Linked DNA regions of Homo sapiens: region 1 is linked to region 2. A link is a loop called in an ENCODE intact Hi-C map of the cell type or tissue named here. Cell type or tissue: Calu3. All regions are shown on one strand. Region 1 overlaps LOC105373030 (a long non-coding RNA gene). Region 2 overlaps JOSD1 (Josephin domain containing 1).

Region 1 (2,500 bases), 270 kb after region 2:
TCGGGGAGATGAAGGCCAGGCACGGTGGCTCACACCTGTAATCCCAGCACTTTGGGAGGCCGAGGTGGGTGGATCACCTGAGGTCAGGAGTTTGAAACCAGCCTGGCCAACATGGTGAAACCCCGTCTGTACTAAAAATACAAAAAATTAGCCAGGTGTGGTGGCTATAATTCCAGCTACTTGGGAGGCTAAGGCAGAAGAATTGCTTGAACCTGGGAGGCAGAGGTTGCAGTGAGCCAAGATGGCACCACTGCACTCCAGCCTGGGCAACACAGTGAGACTCCATCTCAAAAAAAAAAAAAAAAAAAAAAAGGAGATGAAGAAAACCCAGAGGCTGGAGGGGACAGAGAAGCCCCGCTGCGTGCGTGTTGGGGGCAAAGGACAGGCCTGTTGCCAATGCCAGTTCCGCTTGGCAGCTGTGTGCCCCAAGCCTCCTATCTTCTTCTCTGCAGATGGGGACCCCGATGTCTGCCCTGTGGGCTGGAGCAGGCGGCGACTCTGTCCTGGCTGTGAGATCTCCTCCACCGCCCCTGACTCCTACCCTGTCAGGCCCACCCCCAGTCTCTTATCACCGCTGGAGGGGAATCTGAGCAATCCCCTACGGTAAGGGTCACAGTGAATGGTGCACTTTCCAGGTGATGGAGCCCCTTACTCTCTGATTTCCCATTTGACACCCCCCATCTGCCCTGTGAGGGGGGTTCTGTGATTCCCCCATTGTACAGATGAGGAGGCTCTGAGGGGTGACACGTCTTGCCCAAGGCTTTCTGGCCTTAAGGTTGAAGACTCTTCAGCCTCTGTACCCTGGCAGAGGTTGGCGGGGAGGCGAGTGAGGCTGAAGGGGGGTGCATGGCATGGGTGGGGCCGTACTGGGGGCTGGGCCAGGTGAGCAGGTGAGGACGACACACTAATGACCTGGGACCTTTTCCTGTAGGCAGTGGGGAGCTCTGGGCAGGCTGGGAGCAGAGGAGTGGGTGACGGAGGTGGCATTCAGGAGCTGCACGTGGCAGCTGAGTGGCCTGGAGCAGGGGCTGGGCAGGGATGGGAAGCCAGCAGGCCCGGGTGGGCAGAGTGGCAGCCTGGACGGGGCCAGCCTTCTCGCAGCCTCTGCCAGTCTCCAGGTGTCTGGGGCTGCTGTGGGACATTGAATGGGGCAGCAGGAATAGGGGGGCCACTTTTGGGGTTCCAAAACCAGTCAGGGAGGACCTGGGAAGCTGCCAGAGGCACCTCAGTGGGCAGGAGAGCGCGAGACAATGGAATGACTGGGAAATGGCAGGTGAGAGGAGGGAGGATATGGGCAATTGAGCATGGGGACGGCAAAGGTGGGGCCGTGGAGAGGATGGGCCAGGCTATTCACAGCCCAGTCACTGCAGGGAAGGACTGGGTGCGGAGGGGGCCGCAAATGGCCTTGCCACCTCCTGGCAGCCAAAGACCAGCTTGGGGTCAGGGGGGTAATGAAATCAGACTTCGACTTTGTGGCATCATGAAGGTGGCGGCAGAAGGGTGGGGCCTGGAGCCCGCAGCCTGGGTGAGGGGCCCAACCATGACCTCCCTCTCGGGTGGTCCTGGGCCCAGGGACTTCCTGGCCCTGGGCTTCAACTATAAAAAAGAGGCCATAACAACAGTCCCTCTCTCACAGGGGTGACAACCTGCAACTACATGGCATCGTGCACGTGGATCCACTGCAGCATGGAGCGGGGTCTGCATCAGGAAAGACACTCCTCCTCTTCCCCCGGCCGCAGGTGGGCCTCACTGAGAGACCTGGAGAATGGGTTTGCTGGGGAAGGCAGGCTTCGAAAGCCCCGGGTCATTGCAGCTGCCTCCCAGCCCAGCTCTCTGCCAGCCTCCCCGTGGGACATGTTATAAACATCAGAGTTGGATGGGCCTTGGCCAGGCACGGTGGCTCACTCACGCCTGTAATCCCAGCACTTTGGGCCACCGAGGCGGGTGAATCACCTTAGGTCAGGAGTTTGAGACCAGCCTGGCCAACATGGTGAAATCCTGTCTCTACTAAAAATACAAAAATTAGCTGGGCATGGTGGTGGGCGCCTGTAATCCCAGCTACTTGGGAGGCTGAGGCAAGAGAATCGCTTGAGCCTGGGAGGCAGAGGTTGCAGTGAGCCAAGATCGCGCTACTGCACTCCAGCCTGGGTGACAGAGCGAGCGGCCCCATCTCAAAAAAAAAAAAAAAAAGAAAAGTTGGATGGGTCTTTTGGGACTGTGGCCCGATCTCCTGGAAGTACGGATGGGGACACTGAGGCCCAGACAGGAAAGGGGTTTGCCTGCGTTTGGGCAGTAACTCAGACGCTCACCTGAGGCTGGAGCTTCCCAGGCCTGCCTTCTTGGCTTCAGGCCTGTCTGTGAGAAGGGGCGAGGCTGCAGCCTCCTGTGGGGCGGGACACAGGGCCTCACTGAGCCATCGCGCGTGCAGAGGGCCAGGCACCCGGCAGGTGGTCAGGAAACAGCTGCTCCTTCTGCCTGTGGAGGTCCCGCTCACGCCCAC
Region 2 (2,500 bases):
GTGGATTGGAGGCGAGAGCGAGCTCAGGTAATCGGCACCTTTTGTGACTAAGTTGCTAGGCTGCTTCATTTCTTAGGTTGGGGACACTGAGCTCATCTCTGGTTATTTGACAAAGGAAATGAAATTCCTGTGCCCTTGGATTCTCTCCCTGCCTTAGAATCATAGTGTCTCGGACCTGACCTTAATCTTCAATGGCGCATCAGTACTTTTAAGTCCTTTTGGTAGGGAAGATGCCCAGCCTGGGATACCAGCCTTCTAGTCTGGTGGGGCTGGCATTGTAACGTTCTCTCTATTTAAGACAACTGAGACAGTGTAGTTGCCAGTTCATAGAAAGGAAGACAAACATGCAGGCCAGGGAGCACTGAATTTCCCCAGGACCAAAGAACATTTGTAAAAGTTCTTTAGAGGCGATTGCTCACGCCTGTAATCTCAGCACTTTGGGAGGCCAAGGCGGGTGGATCACCTGAGGTCAGGAGTTCGAGACCAGCCTGACCAACACGGTGAAACTCTGTCTCTACTAAAAATACAAAAATTAGCCAGGCGTGGTGGCGGACGCCTGTAATCCCAGCTGGTCAGGAGGCTGAGGCAGGAGAATCACTTGAACCTGGGAGGCAGAGGTTGCAGTGAGCCGAGATCATGCCATTGCACTCCAGCCCAGGCGACAAGAGCGAAACTCCGTCTCCAAACAAACCAAGAAAAAGTCCTTTATATACTTTGGGTACTGTTATTCACAGATCCAGCTACTCTTGGCAGTAACTACAAGGATGAGCAAAATTCAGGTTGGAATTTTAACTGGACAGATTGGAGGGTAACCAAATGTGGAACCCTCCAAAACCAGATGACTACAGGGATGTGTTTTGGACTGCCGAGGGTAGAGTGAGGTTTCAGGTGACTTTGTGGTCCTGAGACTGGAATTTGCAACTTGCCAGCATTTCATTTTCTCTATCTCTTTTTCCATAGGAAGTTTCTAAAACATCATTTGCGAGGAAAGAACTGTGAACTCCTGCTGGTGGTACCAGAAGAGGTAGAGGCTCATCAGAGTTGGAGGACCGATGTGTAACAGTTCTGCCCAACCTCCCTCTCGCCTCAGCCCCTTCAGTCCTCTGTGACGTGCTGTGGCCTCTACAGTGGGTCTGCCCTTGCCACTTCCCCAAACATCTCATCAAGTTTTTCCCCTTCAGATCTGACAGTGCAATAGGACAGACGTGTGGACTGTTATAAGAACTACTCAGTGTTTTGTTCCTGGGCAAGGAAGGTAGGAGTTCTGTGCACTTAAGGCCAGTGGTCACAAACCCTTGTTTTATTTAAGAGACAGAGGAGAAAGTGGAGCGGGGAGGGAATCCTAGCTTATTTTCCCTTTTCTATGAGGACTTGACACAGGTTCTGCTGAGTTGTCACTGCTGCTCCAGACTCACCTAGAGATGCTGCCTCCACTTTCCATCCTGTCTGGGTCTGAAAACAGTGGGTCTGCAGATAGTGCCCACAAACCCCATGTGACTGGTTTGAAGGACCCAGAGCATAAAGGTCTCTCAGGAAACCATGTCCAAAACCCTAGCAGCGGTACAGCATGCTGTCTCCAACCCTTATCCCCAGGTTTAAGGGTGGTTTATGGCCATACGTGGAGGTTTTTTGTTGTTGTTTTTGAGACTGAGTTTCACTCTTGTTGCCCAGGCTGGAGTGCAATGGCACCATCTCGGCTCACTGCAACCTCCACCTCCTGGTTCAAGCGATTCTCAGGCCTCAGCTTCCCAAGTAGTTGGGATTACAGGCGCCTGCCACCACACCTGGCTAATTTTGTATTTTTAGTAGAGATGGGGTTTCTCCATGTTGGTCAGGCTGGTCTCAAACTCCCGACCTCAAGTGATCTGCCCGCCTTGGCCTCCCAAAGTGCTGGGATTACAGGCGTGAGCCACCGCACCCGGCAGAGTTTTATAATGAAAAATTAACTAATATTCTAGTATGAAGTGAGGAGGATACTGAACAGGATGTGGCTAAAGCCAACCTGGGACAGCCATGGGGTGGCTTGGTTTCTTCACTCCAGTGTTGTCCCTACCATTTCGCAGCATTGATTTAGGAGGCTCTGGGACAAAAGAGAAGCCAAAGAGCAGTTTTCCCAGTTCACTCACTCTGGCAAAATCAGGAAAAAAAAGTCTGCTTTTGACATCAAATTCCACTAATTTGGGGCAGCGTTGGGTGAGGAAAGTATTGTGAAGACAGGCTTCTTGGAGTAGGGGCAGCCACAATTCAGTAGACACTCTAGGCTCGGAGGCTGCCACTGTAGTTGCCAAGCTCAGGTTGGGTGGTTCTGTGCTGTATGGATGGAATAGGACCTGGGCTGGTCATCTTCATGTCGTTTCCTCTCTGTATCAATGGAAGTTCAACCCGCCCCTACCTCTTCAGATAGTTGTAGGCCACTTTTCTCTTGTAACTTTGGAAAACAAAAGAGGAGAAATAAGTATCATACCATATGCGTGTCTCCAAAGTGGATGTGGTTGCCTCA

The links. A loop is a pair of places that touch in the nucleus more often than their neighbours do. Peaks named below come from ENCODE experiments on the same cell type or tissue, not always from the same donor. Only the 100,000 strongest peaks of a DNase experiment are listed, where the experiment ranks them.
Region 1: it touches region 2 in a loop (11-fold over the local background); 2 of 110 quality-filtered maps call a loop at or near these places.

The regions. Positions count from the first base shown.
Region 1 is chr22:38,416,119-38,418,618 of GRCh38, reverse strand. It overlaps LOC105373030 (a long non-coding RNA gene), which reads left to right. Exons shown (of 5, transcript XR_938254.4): 3 at 453-603; 4 at 1,637-1,739. Among named protein-coding and RNA genes, the nearest start is that of TPTEP2-CSNK1E, 18 kb to the right of the region's middle. RefSeq lists an enhancer at 564-1,063. In Calu3, no CTCF peak of the experiment used is centred here; no DNase peak of the experiment used is centred here.
Region 2 is chr22:38,686,462-38,688,961 of GRCh38, reverse strand. It overlaps JOSD1 (Josephin domain containing 1), which reads left to right. Exons shown (of 5, transcript NM_001360236.2): 4 at 1-27; 5 at 961-2,500. The coding sequence ends at 1,060. Among named protein-coding and RNA genes, the nearest start is that of TOMM22, 5.8 kb to the right of the region's middle. In Calu3, no CTCF peak of the experiment used is centred here; no DNase peak of the experiment used is centred here.